Regions from separate parts of the Mus musculus genome. Here region 1 is linked to region 2. A link is a loop called in an ENCODE intact Hi-C map of the cell type or tissue named here. Cell type or tissue: heart. All regions are shown on one strand.

Region 1 (8,000 bases), 69 kb before region 2:
TGCTTCTAGATTCCTATGCAAATGCTACAAGAGCCTGCGATGCTAGTTTTCTTAGGTTTATGATATAGACTTGTAATTCATGTTTTTTTATAACCTTGAAAATCATTCTAATGTTCAGTTATACTGTACTATTAAAGGGCTTTAAGTTGTAAGCCTCAGAAAGACACAAGGAGTGTTTAAGTTCTCTATTTTTGTTGTTTGTTTTTGCTTGTAAGTTTTTGAGACAGGATCTCACCATGTAACTTTGGCTGGCCTGGAACTCAACTATGTAGACCAGGTAGACCTTAAACTGACAGATCTGCCTGCGCTTGCCTCCCAAGCATTAGGACTGATGGTGTGTGTCACCATGCCCAGTTCTTCCTGGTTTTGTGTGTAGGTTTCTTTCCCACTGACTTGGTACATGTGACATGTGACAGATGTATGGAGTCTATAGAAGTGGCCAGACAAAAATGGCCAGAATATTTATTTATTTTCTTAAAAATTTTCCAAATTAAAGCTACTTAGTTAACAGTTAAACTGGCCAGGACTATATGAGATAAACTTGGTTTTCTATTTCTTTTTGTTGTTGTTGTTTGTTTGTTTGTTTTTTCGAGACAGGGTTTCTCTGTGTAGCCTTGGCCGTCCTGGAACTCACTTTGTAGACCAGGCTGGCCTCGAACTCAGAAATCTGCCTGCCTCTGCCTCCCAAATGCTGGGATCAAAGGCGTGTGTCACCACTGCCTGACTTTTGTTTTCCATTTCTGTACCCTATTTACTATAGCTAAAAAGAAATCTGTCCTAGTTTGGTCTGGGGGTTCAGGCTTGTTAGTCATCTGTTAATCCATAATGCCCTGCTAGTACTTTCAGACATCCTGTGACTGGCTCAGCTCTACTTTGTCTAATGTGACGGGCTCTAACTATACCTTTATGTCTAGTTGAAGAGCTTCAACCCTACCAGTGTCTGTGACGGTTTCTAGGACCCAGTTCCCAGAAGTTAGTGACATTCAGAAGTTAGTGACATTTTAGCTTTTGATTTCAGATGACTTTGTTTCCAAGAATGAAACAAACATTTTCCCTTATAGTCTTTATTACACATAAAACACAAGATATTGCAGAATTGTTCTTTCCCCCAGACAGGAGTATAGCCGGTTGAAGATACAAAATCCAGCTTTCCAAGAACCATTTCTATATTAGAAAAAAAAATCATTAGGACAGCCAGGGCTATACAGAGAAACCCTGTCTCAAAAAACCAAAAAGAAAAAAAGAAAAGAAAAGAAAAGAAAATCATTAAAGCTTTTGGTTTTACAGTCCGATGCCTTATGAGTGTTCTTTGCAGAAGAACAAAACCAAAGATAAAGCCTTGAGACTAAAGTTGTGAGGCAGCAGCTATAATTTTTCCCGTGGAATTTCAAGTCTGATTTAAGAATGAAATTTGGTGAGGACTGAAGATGCCGCCAGATTTTCACAGTACCCTGTGTCTTAGCTACCACTGCTTCAGAGCTGGCTGACTTGTTCAGGTTCCTAGATTGTTCTCAAAAAGTTGGAGTGGCAGAGTTTCCTTAGGCTTTAGGTGTAAAGGCTTAAATAATATTTATTTAGGAAGAAAATTAAGACAAAAGTAATTCTTTAGTTTTATACAGATTACAACTTTCTTGTCCTCTATAGATAGAATCTTTCTGTCAAAAGATGTTTAAGCACTTCAGCACTAGATCATTGCCTAGCACAAAGCAGTTATGTGTTTATTGATGCAATAGCCAGATCCTTTTTCTCTGGAGCAGCCAATAGGCCGGCAAGAAATAGGTATGGCTTAGAAGTGGTGGAATCTAGGCAGCTGTTAGAACACAGCTTCTTTGTTTTCTTCCCTCCCCTTCTGTACTAGCTGGTTTTGTGTGTCAACTTGACACAGGCTGGAGTTATTACAGAGAAAGGAACCTCAGTTGAGGAAATGCCTCCATGAGATCCAGCTGCAAGGCATTTTCTCAATTAGTGATCAATGGGGGAGGGCCCCTTGTAGGTGATACCATCCCTGGGCTGGTAGTCCTTGGTTCTCTAAGAAAGCAAGCTGAATAAGCCAGGGGAAGCAAGCCAGTAAGTGACATCCCTCCATGGCCTCTGCATCAGCTCCTGCTTCCTGACCTGCTTGAGTTCCAGTCCTGACTTCCTTTGGTGATGAACAGCAATGTGGAAGTGTAAGCTGACTAAACCCTTTCCTCCCCAACTTGTCTCTTGGTCATGATGTTTGTGCAGGAATAGAAACCCTGACTAAGACACCTTCATGTCTAAGATGCAAATTCAGTGCATAGAGGTTGGTTTGGAAGCTTCTGGTGCTCCATCCATAAGTGAAGCCAGACCTCTGGGCTGGGAGGGCTATTGTCATTTTCCCTGTAATTTCATTACTTGGGCCATATTCTGTTTTTTAAAAATAGCAGACACCTTCGTGTGTGTGTGTGTGTGTGTGTCTGTCTGTCTGTCTGTCTGTCTGTCTCAAAGGACAGCTCGGTGGAGTGGGTTTGTGTCTTCACTTTTGCATGGGTCCCTAGAATCAAACTCAGGTCACCAAGCTGGTGTGGTCAGTGTCTGAATTCCTGAGCCATCTTGCTGACTAAACACAAGTCTGTAAACAACAGAACTTACCAAATACTTTTATCTGGGTCTAGATCTGTACATAACCATTTCAGGGAGAGTTTGGGCTGTCCTGAGAACTTATTGCTGTATTACAGTGTCCATCACAAACTACTTACCTCCTCTCTTCCTGTAAGCAGCCAGAGGTCATCTGCCAAGATGTTTCGCTACTCTCTTGACCCAGAAAAACCCCCCAAAATCATGCAAATCAAGAGGTTCAAACCTTCGTGTTCACTTTAAGAACACCCGGGAATCTGCCCAGGCCATCAAGGGTATGCATATCTGCAAAGCCACCAAGTATCTGAAGGACATCACTTTAAAGAAGCAATGTGTGCCATTCCGGTGTTATAATGGTGGAGTCAGTAGGTGCGCCCAGGCCAAACAATGCGGCTGGTCGGTGGTCAAAAAAGAGTGCTGAATTTTTGCTGCACATGCTTAAAAATGCAGAGAGTAACGCTGAACTTAAGGGCTTAGATTTAGATTCTCTTGTCATTGAACACATCCAGGTGAACAAGGCACCTAAGATGCGCCGACGAACCTACAGAGCTCATGGCCGGATTAACCCATACATGAGCTCCCCCTGCCACATTGAGATGATCCTCACTGAGAGGGAACAGATCATTCTAAAGCCAGAAGAGGAGGTTGCACAGAAGAAAAGGATATCCCAGAAGAAACAAGAAACAAAAACTCATGGCACGTGAATAAATTCAGCATAAAATAAATGCAGATAAAGTTAAAAAACAAACAAACAAACAAACAAACAAACCTACTTACCTCAAAGATGAGCCCAGGAACACAAATTTGGTTTTTCCAAAAGATTCTCCACCATGGATGAAGTTAGGTGAGATATTACTAGCTAGAGAATAAAGCCATAAATCAAGGCATTTACCAGACACATTGGTGGGGACCACAGATAGGAAGGATAAGGCAAAACTAGGAAAACACTTAACTCAGTTTTAGATATTATTTAGTGATGCTATTGGCTTTTGGATTGGTGAAAACCATTGTTGGTCTAGGAATATATTTTAAAGGTATTCATTGTCACAAAGCTGTTAAGTTAGACAGGTGGACGATGAATGGATTTCAAAAAGGCTAAGAATAATCCATGATAATTTGGTTTTGGTCTGCAGGATCCTAATTCCACAATCACAGCGTTATCTTATTTGGCCTTGTACTATCTTTAACACAGGTGATTGTTTTTTGTCATATTCTCCCCTCCTCCCCCGGCCCCAGTAAAAGTAGTTTCACAACAGAAAACGACGGTGTGCGCTTCGGGGTAGTTTGGTTTCACCTGTACTCTGAAGAGCAGTTTTAAAACCCAGGTAGTGTTGCTTGTTCCTGGCAGAGACCATGCAACCGAGTATGCCCAACTAAAGGGAGCTGCACCTGCAAGCTGCAGGTGCTGGGCACGAGCATCTGGGATCAAGGGCTTGGCTGCGGAACGAAAGAACGCCACACCCCGGGAGTTCGGCGGACACAGATCGGAGGCCGGACGTTGTGAGCCAGGAAGGACCGCCTCTTCCGGTCTCACAGTTGTTCTTCGCTTGGTCTCCATGGCTTCGCTGGGAAGGCAGGTGAGGTTGCCCTAGGTCCCGGGCTCACAGCGGCTGTTGGCGGGACGTTCAGGAGGCGCTGACGCTGGTTCTTGGTGTTCCGGTCTGGGCACCTTGTGGCAGTAGCGCTCCCGGGTGGCGTGTGCACAGACAGTGTGGCCCTCAGAATAGCTTCTGGCTTCTCCGGAGTTTCGGCTGTGTGCTGCCTAATGGCTAGGGAGGCCTGGACCACCACCAGCGGCAAGAGCGGGGTGTTTGAGACCATTCTGGCGGGCACCGGATGCTCTGTGCTTAATTTGTTATGTGCTAGTCCCAACACCTGGGGCTACTGTGTACAAATCGACAGATTCCTTCCCCCAAATATTCTTCTTTTAATGGAAGGGATCCTTGAAAAACAAAACAAAACTATCCTTTGTTGGAATGAAATTAGGTAGTGTACCTGTCTGGTGGCTAGTCTGAGGTTCAGAATTTTCAACCAAATACTATTGCTCGTGCCCTGTATCTTCAGTATGTAGATATTGCTTATGCTTCAATATCTTCAGTAAGTGCGGTCGTTTGCATGCTACTTTTATTCTTTGGAGACTTTTTAGACCCAGAGAAGATTTTACAGATTGTTTACAAAAACTGTTAGCTTTTGTGGGCCAAGGGTCAAGCTGAGGTTCAAGGTTACTGGCTCAGTAATCTTGTGGTGGTCATTATTCTGAGGTGGGACTGATTCTGTTTTTGCTCTGCCTTACAGGTTCCTGAGTGGCATCGTCTACTGGCCCTCTCCTGGGCCTGTTTGGTTAGGCAGACCCCTCATCTCAGAGAACAGAAACAGATGAGCCCTTCTTTGTCTTGCAAACTGACTACAGTGCCCGGTAGAGGAAGCTTTCAAGAGTTTTCCAGCATTACACCCCAAAAGTACATGCAGGAACCAGAAAACAGGACACGACTTGTTCAGTGTCTTCATGAGGAACAGAAGCCTTGTGTGGATCCTGAGTCCTTGGAGCCTGAAAAGGTCATCCGTTCCCTCCAGGACATGGGTTTTGCTGAAGCCCACATTCACAGCTTGTTTAGTATACAGCCAAGTGTCCATCCTCAACAGTTGCTGGGTATAGTTTCAGAACTCCTACTCTTGGGGTTGAACCCAGAGCCTGTATTTAATGCCTTGAAGAAAAATCCCCAGTTGCTGAAACTGTCTAGCATGCAGATGAAGAGGCGTTCCAGTTACCTTCGGAAGCTTGGCCTTGGAGAAGGTATAAGATGCAGCAGACTTTATAGAGGGAGAGGAGTCAGTTAGGGAGAAAATAGCTTACCCTAGCAGGGATGTCCAGCCTTTTGATAGTAAGGCATGGAATTGTCACCTACAAATGAGCTAGGCTGCATTCATCAATACCCTGGGATGCATGTGTGCTGTGGGCTAAACACACCTTACTCAGAGGAAGTGAGGTAGGAAAGTTTGCTGAGGAGAGGTCAGTGTCTTCAAGAAGATGTGCAGTGGGCTCTCTGCAGATGCCGTTGTAAGGGGGATGTGGGATAGAGGAGCCCAAGAAGAGAGAACCAAGGCCAAAGTGAGCCTCCTGTGTGTTCATTGAGATCTCTAGCTCCAGATCAATGGGGACATGGAGTCTGGTTTTGGTGGGTTAGTGTTGCTCTATGGTAGTGATGTATGTGTATGCAAATGTGTGACCTCCGCAAAAACATCCCACACACAGCTTTCAGAGCTGATGGTGCCCGGTTCCTGGAAGGCTGTTAGAGTGCCCTCCACCTTCCAACAGCTGTCACCCTTCTGGAGAAGGGAGGTGGGGCTCTCCAGTGAACTCTACCCATTTGACTGCTTTTATTTCATTACTGACTGTTCCTGGTAAGATTTCACCCCCAAAGTGGGGAGGCTTAGAGCCCACTGTGTTTGGTGTCTCGGCATGCCTCCTCTAGAAGATAAGCAAAAAGATAACTGTGTTCCCCTTGACACGTTGTCTCTTGTAACATGATCTAAGCCCAAGCTCAGTCAGTGTGTGAAGCACAGCCTGAGAGGAGAAAATAAAGCTTACTCTTTGGAAACGCCTCTTCACAGGGAAGCTAGGCTGTTAGGAAAGTTACTTGACAGTCTTAAGTGGCTTTTAAGTTTCCAGTTTTTAAATCGGCACAACTATTCATCAGAAGACCATTTGCTTCACTTATGAAGCCCTGCTTATATCATTTGTCTGAATACAGTTACTAATGTAACTCAGTAAAACACGGGGAGGCTGGGTGTGGTAGTGCATTCTTTTAATTGAACTCTATAGTCAGGAGGATGGAGCTCTGCAGGTTCCAGGCCTTCCAAGGAGACCCTACAAAACAAACAATAATACAGTTGGATATAACACATGGTCACGCTCAGACTACTTATAATTGTGTGTTCTGGATATTCTTGTTCCTACCATTGTTCCTAAAGGCCTCTTCATTGAGCTCAGACTCTCAAGTCTAGAGATTGTTAGTCTCTATACAATGTCTAGATTATACAGAGAGAAGCAGCAGCCTGAGCCCCACTGTGCAGGAAACCACTCTCCTCTAACATTCCCCAGTGAATCCCCGGGAAGCTTTCTATGCTAGGCAAGCAAGAGGAGACCTAGAGTATGAAGTTGCCGCCTTCAGATAGAAGACTAGAAAAAGGCAGGGACATAGGGAGGGTTGTTGGGTCTGTGAAGAGTCCTTTGCGTGGTGCTTCATGGAAAGTAGATCTCTGAATGGGCAGTCCTGTGGAGGGAGAGGATCCTGCTGTGCCCCCATGTGGGTGCCACAAGACAACTTCTAGAGTTGATTGTCTGCTGCCACAATGTGGGTCTTGGGGATTGAACTCAAGTTTCAGGTTTGCTGGCAGGTGCCTTTACCCACTGACTCATCTACCAGCCCCTAAATGTTGTTTAGCCCTTGGCGTTCGGGAACATGCCAAAGTTACATGCTTTGCTTAACACTCTACAGGGAAACTGAAGCGGGTGCTGTCCGTTTGCCCTGAGGTTTTCACCATGCATCAGCGGGACATTGACCGAGTTGTGAAGGTCCTCAGGGAGAAGTGCTTGTTCACGGCACAGCACATCACAGACGTTCTGCACAGATGCCCCACTGTTTTGCAGGAGGACCCCAACGAGCTAGAATACAAATTCCAGGTGAGAGTAAGTGACTAGGCCGATGATGGCAGAGTGTTCAGGTTTTTAAAGCTGAATAGGGTCTGAAGCCTCTGAGTAAAACACCTCAGTTTTCTCCTCTCCAAAGCAAACCTGTTGTTTAGCTCTGCCCCATTCCAGGTCCAAGTAGGTAAACTTTACAACCCTTGGGGCATCTTTTTGTATAGGAGATTTAGAAATTGTGACAGTTGCCCTAAAAGTTTAGTGACAGATAGGTCATAAGCACTTGTGCATAGCTGTGATGGCAGTGCGGGCACTCCTTTAATCTTAGCACTCCAGAGGCAGAGGCAGGCGGATCTCTGAGTTTGAGGCCAGCATGGTCTACACAGTGAGTTCCAGGACAGCAAAGGCTATGTAGAGACCATGTCTCTAAAAACCAACCAAACAAGCAAACAAAGCTGGTATGAGGACCTGAGTCCAGATCCCCAGAACCCACCTAAGCTGGATGCCCAGTGCCCCAGCACCCCTGTGGGGAGATGGGAGGTAGAGTCAGGGCGTCCTTGGAGGCTTGTGGGCCAGCTAGCCTGGCCTCTGAGCTCTGAAGCACTGCTGGGACATACTCAGATAAAACAAGCTGCATGCTCACACATGTGTTTAAAGGTTCCTAGGTATCTTAGGATTTCTTTGGGTCTGATTTTTCCTACACTCATGATTTTTGTTGCCCTATTTAAAGAAAAGTATATCCCTGTATGCCCCTTTG
Region 2 (8,000 bases):
GGAGAGTCCCTGCGAGAAACTGTGTACATGCACAGCCAGTGGGACACCTTCTTTAAGAATGGAATGTCCAACACAGAATTCCACCTGCACACTGCAGACACAGCTTTTGAAAGGAAGGGAAATCAATACGGTTCTCAGACTAGAGTGCGGGTGCTCAGCAAGTGAGGCCTACAAGGAATGTCCCAGTACTGGAAAAGTGTGAGACAGGGAGCCACTGCTGCTACGGAATGAGGTCTGCAAATGGCAGACCTGGGTAAACAGAAAAGACCATCTAATCTAAAACCTCTCTAAATGACAATCGGCTGTTTACAGCAAAATATTAACAGTGTATTATTTGGGCTTATGACATACGGGAAACTATGGCAACAACATGAAGCGGCATGGGGAAATAGCTGGATGCCATTGTGAGGGCCTGGCTCTGTATTTGAAGGAACAAAGTTCTATTTGAAGACAGAATGTTGGCCGAAGAGGTTCCATATGCTTCCCCCTAACATGACAGGCTAAAGCCGAGGCTATTGGTTACTCTCCATAACCTGGTGGCAAAGGCCTATTGCTGAACACAAAACTTACATGGTTGAACATGGAGAAATTGAGCTGGTGGCTAACGAGGAGCTCCACCCCTGCTGACTAGTACTGGAAGGTACTTTAAATGCTACTGGAAGAGGAAAGAAAACAATTTCACATGTACATAGTAAATCAGGAAGATAAACCCACCATACGGGTAACCATATTCAATGTAAATAAGTATAAAAGCTTCCATCAAAAAGAAGAGATTTTCAGGCCAGATAGGAAATGTCAGCCTCACATCCTTTTGCTCTTACCAGAAAGGAAATAAAGGCCACAGTCATTGTGATGCTGTGACAGTTTTAGAAGTCAGAAGAAGAAGTCGTGTGGGACCTAGCCAGGCTGCTTGTCTGTGCTGTCCCTTTCTACATAAGCCCCTGTCCTGTGGTCCTGGGCCTTTAGGGGCGTCACTTCTTAGTCTTAGGACAAGTGTCAGAGCCATATTCAGAGATGGGTTTTTTTAAAGAGCCAGGCAAGTGTGGGATGGGGAGGAGACAGAGAATCCCATTGATGTTCTCCACCCCAGAGAGTATGTCTGCCAGTAGAGAGGGCAGATGGTAAGGAAGGCCAGGAGCTGGGCATTCAGTGAAGATACAGAAGCCTGGACCATGTTTCAGAGAAACAGGACTTCAGTTTGGGTCCCACTATGGGAGCTCTACTGGCTGGGTTTGTGTCAACTTGACATAAGCTGGAGTTATCACAGAGAAAGGAGCTTCAGGTGAGGAAATGCCTCCATGAGATCCAACTGTAAGGCATTATCTCAATTAGTGATGAAGGGTGGGAGGGCCCATTGTGGGTGATGCCATCCCTGTATGGTAGTCTTGGGTTCTATAAGAAAGCAAGCTGAGCAAGCCAGGGGAAGCAAGCCAGTAAGTAACATCCCTCCATGGCCTCTGCATCAGCTCCTGCTTCCTGACCTGCTTGAGTTCCAGTCCTGACTTCCTTTGGTGATGAACAGCAGTATGGAAATGTAAGCTGAATAAACCCTTTCCTCCTCAACTTGCTTCTTGGTCATGATGTTTGTGCAGGAATAGAAACCCTGACTAAGTCAGGGGCACAGTAAGGTGGTATCTGGACACTCACTCAAACCTGTAGGTTGTTAGTCTGAATCCTCAGAATAAGTTCTCACCTGCACTTCTCACTGCAGTCCCAAGTCTAACCATCACCGTACAGGATGTCTGGCTGCCAGCTCTAGAAAATCCCCACTGATACACAGTGACCTTCTGAGAGACTCAGGATCACGTACAAGCAGGACCTGGCATCAGACAGAGGGAGAAACCACTGTCTGCTCTGCCAGAGCTAAACTGAGGAATGCCAAGGAATATCAAGGTGGGATGCTGATGGAAACACAAGAAGCTGCTCTGGGCCCAGAGTCTGAAGGGCAGAGCCAGAGCTGTTCTCTAAGGGCAGGGAGGCCATCACAGGCTCATTGGATAGTATGGACTCAAGCCTTGCCTCCAGGGTATGAGAACTGATGTTCTGGTCAGCAAGAGTTCAAGTGAGTCTATTAACAGTCTCTTCATTTTGACCCCAGAGTTTTCGGAAAGACCATTATAGTCAGGGGAGATCAGAGGGCATGAGGCTCAGCAAGGCTGGATGGGTCACTTGGAGAATTGCTGGAGTTGACCTTCCAGAGGGCCGTCACCCTGTTCACCCCTTCATCCACTTCAGGTTGGATATACAACTGGAAGACCCATGCTTCCAGCCACTGGACCACCTTAACAGACTCCTGGCCCTTAGAGGAGCCCAGCATCTGGAAGAATATGGCACTCACACGGCACTCCTTTTTCTGACAACTAAGGAACAGAAGCTGACAGGTAGTATGCTGGCCAAGGCCACAGTGGGGGCTCCCAATGCCAACTAAGACAAGACTCAGACCCAGCCGGCCAGCAGGAAAGACTACAGCTTCAGTCTTTCCTGGGAATCTGGCAGTAGTAACATTTCCAGCCAGCAGGTGGTGGGCAGTACCCCACACCCGCCAGGAGCTTCTCCTTACCTGTGCTCAAATGGTGTAAGCAACACCACATGCTCTTAGCAACTCCAGGGCCAGTTACTAGGACACAAGGAAGCAAGCGGCTGAATGCAAGGTCCTTTCTAGATAGGAGCCACCCTCAAGATGGAGCTGTCAGTCTGGGAACAGGTCTGAGCCTCCCTAAGGACATTCTTGTTGGAATGTGGAGTGACACAGAAATATGGGGCATTCATTCTTTCACTCACTATTCCAACAAGCCTACTCTTAGGCAAGCCGTCAAAGCCAGGAGAGCTACTGACGCCCTACCTCACTATGCAGGATGAGGGCCCGAGCAGAGGCATCCGGGGTCCTCTCAGCCTGGGTGGGGCTGGGGACACTCAGCAGACACCCTGCTCCAGACTCATTGCCTCCTTTTCTCCACATAGCCTTGATGTGGCCTGTCACCTATACATGTGCCCTAAGTGCTGTTTCAGGCCAGATGTATGGGCGCGGCTTCTCGGAGAATTCCATTTCCTTTCCCACAGAGCAATGGGAAAGGTGAGGTTCGCTGTGCGCACCATGACCACACCAGCGAGTATTTTCTAAAGAGTATCTACATTTCAGGGAGAGGCTCTGGTAGGGTGTGTATTTCTCTAAGAGCCAGAGGTCGGTTGCTCATGTTAAAAAGGTCAACTAAACATTTTAATAATATTTTCACCTGTGACTTGGAGTGGAAAATCCAAGGCTAGCCAGAATGCTTAAAGAACATTTAGACAGCTCTGTTAGGGTGAGTCTCCACATTCCTAGGATGTACAGGCCTCTTCCTGCTGGGCAGACCCAGAACACAGCTCTTCTTGTCTACTGCCTACTATAAGAAATCTTTGCTCTGCCAAGTCCCAGGGCAGAAGGATTATCAGGGATGTCTTCCCTTTCTTCTCCCTCTATGCCCCTCCATGGTTATAGCACCAGGCACTGCCACCAAGGTGAGGAGGCCATTCTGAGTTGGCACAGGGAAGTCAGCCACCAGGTTGTGACACAGTGGTGGACTGTGTGATGTTTGTCACTGTGGGGTACAGGGTTCTGGAGATGGTGGTGGCGGTGAATAGGCCCCGTGGACAGTGGTGGCCAGGAGGATGGCAATGCAGACCACGTGGCTGGTGATGGAGGCAGTGTTCAAGATGGTAGGGATGACAGTATGGCGGCTGAAGGCAGCAGTGCTTATGGCGGAGGTGAGTGTGCCAGTGGAGGCGGTGATAGTGGATGTGGTGGCACTAATGGCAAAATCATTGGTAGAGCTAATGGTGATTGGTGTTGGATTCGGCAGAGGGTGTGTGAGAAGATGGTGCTTTAACTATAGACTACGTTGGCTCTGGCGTTTCTAAGTGGATTTGAGTAATTCAGGAGGCTCATTTCACTACAGATCATCCCTTTGTGCACAGGTGACTGGCGCAGGGTCAGACCCTGAGAACATGGAGGCTGGCACTCAGGTTCTGCAATCCACTGAGACCTCTCCAGCATTCGTGTCTGGGGCTGGAGTGAGGAATTACCCTTGGGAGCCCTGTTTAGAGGGTCTGATCTTGGTGGCCAACCTCCAGGGGACTAAGATGGGGAGGGGAAGGGGTAAGCCCCTCTACACTGCCCCTAGCTGCCAGCCCTGCCCAGCGCAGGTCTCCTGCAACTAAGCAAATCATGCCCGAATTCCTTCTGGCTGTGGGCCTTGGGTGTTAACTGTGGGTGAGGTTGAAATGGCTTAGAGAGGGCTGAGACCATCACAAGCCAGATACCCCACTAGGGTAACTGTGGCCAGAGGCCATGTGCCTACTACCACATAGCTCACTGTGAAGGAACAGGATCGAAGGCTCCCCACTAGGCACTGGGGGACCCGCAGCTCTGCGGAAGCCTGTCGAACTCTGCCAACGTCCCAAACAGGTCGGGCCTTGAGCAGCAGGGGCGCGCCGCGTTCCGCTGGCCTGGCTGTCGCCTAGGTGCCCTGGCGGTTGCTCGCCCCGCCCTGCCCACGCCTCTCCCGCCAGTCGCTGTCCGGCCTTGGCCGCGGGAGAGAGGAAGCGCTGTCCTCATTCCACCTCTGGCTGCCGCGGTGCCAAGTTGCTGGCGGCGGCAGCGGCAAGAGTTGGGGTGGAGGGCAGCGGCGCCCTCCCCGGAGCCCCCTCGAGCTCGGGGTTACTCACGTAGAGTCCGGAGTGCTCGGCGCCGAAGAACGGAAAGGGCACCGAGAGTGGTTGCAGCCCTGAGCCGCCGTCGTCCTGCTTCGGGGTGACGGTGTCGCCGCGCTTCGTGCCGAACGGGTAGAAGTCGGCGAGGGCCACGGCAGCGCGCACCCCGCGCGTCCCGAGCCCCAGGGCTGCGGCCAGCAGCAGCGCCCAGGCGGCGCCGAGGCGCATCGCCGGGATCTGAGGGCGGGCCACGGGGCTCGGGCAGGTGGCTGCAGTCACCGCACGACCGACTGGCCGCACAGTTCCCTTCCGCTAGCTCGCGTCGCACTCCGGAGACCCGCGCAGCTTAGGAAGGCGTGAGGCACGACTGCGGACCGCCTGCCTAACGCGGGGACCGGGGTTTAAATAGCCTGCCCAGCCGGCCACTCGGGAGGGGCGGGGAGAGGCGGGGTCATGCAAATAGTGGCATTTTTAACTTGCTGGTCCGCGGAGTGGGAGGGTGCGGGAGCGGAGCGTAGCTCCCAGGCCCTTCTGTGTCGAGGCTCATTAAAGCCGAACTAGTACTGGGTTGGCTCCACCTCCAAACCGAGGCCCTTTTGCTCTCTTGCATTTGGGCTATGTTGAGGTGAGGACTTACAGTCTCCTGTCACCAGCTTAAGGCCTGCCCACAGGAGGAGCGTGGGCAAACCCAGCAGTTCTGAAGCTGACTTGTTGCCCTAAGGCCTGATTTTGAACAGGCTTCCTGTGTGTCCTCTGGGGTCCCTGTCAGGCCAGAGCATCTGGCTTTTCCTGACAGAATGCCAGTCTGGGCCACTTCTCCCTACAACACTTACACAAACCTTGCGTGGCCACACCCCAGCCCTAAGTTAGGACATCAACTTTCAGAACCAGCTGAAACCTGTCCTAGGGTCTATTCCTTTTCTGGTTTCACTGAGGATGAACCTTGGGTCTGGGAGACTCGAAGACTTACTTAGCTTTCTCTCGTGTAAGGACTTTCCCCTATGGGATCAGTCATGCAGCACAGCTGGACAATGTTAGGGAAACCTGCGGGGTAGGCTGGTCACCCAGGCCCTGGGGGCAAGTTAGTTGCTGTGGCTCCTTAACCTTTCTCGATCTTCTTAAGAATTGCTTTGTAAGTGGCTGTCCTGCCTCAGGGGTGCAACCTGGTCTTTTTCTGTGTCCCCTTGGCGCCTCTTGGGGGCCTCAGTTCTCACCACCTTGTCTGCACCCAGATCCTACTGTTGGATAATGTGACTATAAGCCAAGTCTGGGATCCCCAAAGACAAGATGCTGCCTCTCAAAGAGAAGCAAGGAAGAAAAAGAAAAGCTACAGAAGTAGCAGCAGCTGCCCCGGAGATTCTGGTTTGTGCTGGCTTTGCATTTTTCTGGATTTCCCAAAATCTCTCTAACAAGCATGTGCTGTGTCTCAGTTCCACAAGGGACATTGCATATTATTTTTCAAGTATAGCAGAGAGTTCTCCGTGTGTCAGTCAGGGGTACCTAGCTTACACAGATCCTGTTCTTAGCAGACTCACCACTGTGATACGCCCAACCCTCAGCGTCGGGGACCAGGCACCAAATTTAAGGAGACCATTTTTGTTTGCACTGACCACGTCTACCCCACACCTGGTACATGGCTTGCCTTCCTCTGTCCCACCCCTCCAGCTTTGTGTAGTGATCCTGATTGGCAGAGGGGTAAGCCAAGGCTGGAGATGTGAAATGTTTTGCTGTACAGTTGGCTAGAGAAGATCAGCCTCTGGTGCCAGGCGTGGTGACGACTTTAATCCCAGCACTCAGGAGGCAGGTGGATCTCTGAGTTTGAGGCCAGAGTGAGTTCTAGGATAGGCAGAGCTATATGAAGAAACCCTGGCTAGCAAAAACAAAAACAAAACAAAAACCGATCAGCCCTTGGGCCAGGCTTCTGGATGTAAGAGTACTCTCTGGTAAACACCGTCGTCTCATTGACCAGACCACATCACGGTCAGGACCAGGCCTCGCAAGGCCTCCTGCACAGCTTCTAGCACAGAGCTGCCAGCAGGCCTGGCCACCATGCTGGGGACCTAAGAGCCTCTTGCTTTCTGGTGTTGGGCACAGGGCCTCCTTGGAAGCTCTATTCTCCTCTCTCATTGGCTTTCTCATACAGAAGTGTAGCAGGCAGCACCAAGCCTAGGGAGAACTCGGATTTGCCTTTCTGCCCATGGGGCACTGAGAAGAGCCCATAACTACCGATCCTTGCTCTCTCCAACCACACAACCTTGCTCTACCTATTGCCAGGCCACTGTTCCCATCTCAACGCTGCCAACCTTCTCCGGGAGCACATGCCTCAGAGGGTCCTAGTCAAGGGTTTGGGTCTGCTCAGGGATTTCTGGGTTGGCACAGCACTCAGCACACTATCAAGTACACAGCAGTGCTCAATAGCGTCGTTGAGTATCCCTCCAGGTGTGGTGAGACATGGGGTCCTGACTGCTTTCCACTAGAATCTCCTGACCAGCTGTGGGATACCAGGACAGAGGCCCATCTCAGAGCTGGGCTTGTGCACAGGTCCAGCTGCAGGCTGGATCCTCTGATCTCCATCAAGGGTAGTGGTGTGGTGCTTACGGCCATCCCCAACTGGATGCCCTGTGTAGGTTTTCAACAAGGCCTGGGAGACAGGGTTGGGGGTGAGGTGGGGAGGCTAACAGATCTCACTGTTGTTGCTGGGTATCACATTACACACACACACACACACACACACACACACACACACACACACACACACACACGAGACCCACAGGCAAAAAGAGAGAGTAAAAGAATCTTTTTTCAGGTGCTAAAAATATGATCAGGAAATACTTTTCAGCAACAAGCTGTTTTAGGTTCCCCTCTGGACTCAAGGGCGCCTTTGTCTACCACAGAAAATCCACATTTATCACAACCCAAATCGTTTTATCAAGCAGGCTCATGTTCTGCAGCAGGAAACCTGAGCTTCTCAAGAGGCCTGTGACACTTTAATTTAGGGCCTGACTGTGTGTGCCTGTTTACATGGGGGAGCCCCAGAGCCACCCACCAGATGTTCAGGCCTTAGGAGTCCATGAAGGTCAAGATGGGGAACACTATCCTTGTTCCGCCTGGTAGGGGAACCAGGCTAGTCAGCTGGTCCCACACAGCAGGCCTGAGGCTGCAGCCTACCCTACCTTTTGCTGCTTCTCTTTGGAGGTAGCTGGAGTAACATATGCTCCCTACAACAATTCTTTTCTTCACAAAGCATAAACAAGCCCTTCCCTCCCTCCAGTGACCATCTACTCTTCCAGGATGGGTTGGGAGAGGCCTCA

The links. Peaks named below come from ENCODE experiments on the same cell type or tissue, not always from the same donor. Only the 100,000 strongest peaks of a DNase experiment are listed, where the experiment ranks them.
Region 1: a loop joins it to region 2, with 1.8 times the contacts of the local background. A loop is called at or near these places in 2 of 42 quality-filtered maps.

What each region holds. Positions count from the first base shown.
Region 1 is chr1:93,302,000-93,309,999 of GRCm38, reverse strand. Mterf4 (mitochondrial transcription termination factor 4) reads left to right here and starts at 4,121. Exons shown (of 4, transcript NM_178051.4): 1 at 4,121-4,175; 2 at 4,894-5,392; 3 at 7,098-7,282. The coding sequence starts at 4,155. It overlaps Pask (PAS domain containing serine/threonine kinase), which reads left to right. Exons shown (of 18, transcript NM_080850.2): 18 at 1-563. It overlaps Gm28535 (predicted gene 28535), which reads right to left and starts at 4,036. Exons shown (of 3, transcript NR_151531.1): 1 at 3,893-4,036; 2 at 3,376-3,457. It also overlaps the pseudogene Gm7867. In heart, a CTCF peak has its summit at 4,291; a DNase peak (open chromatin) is centred at 4,159; H3K4me3 peaks cover 1,633 bases; H3K27ac peaks cover 847 bases.
Region 2 is chr1:93,232,906-93,240,905 of GRCm38, reverse strand. It overlaps Sned1 (sushi, nidogen and EGF-like domains 1), which reads right to left and starts at 5,009. Exons shown (of 31, transcript NM_172463.4): 1 at 4,705-5,009. The coding sequence starts at 4,917. In heart, CTCF peaks have their summits at 2,502 (motif pointing right) and 4,178; DNase peaks (open chromatin) are centred at 4,285, 4,595, 5,145 and 5,775; H3K4me3 peaks cover 1,927 bases; H3K27ac peaks cover 1,140 bases; H3K27me3 peaks cover 3,772 bases.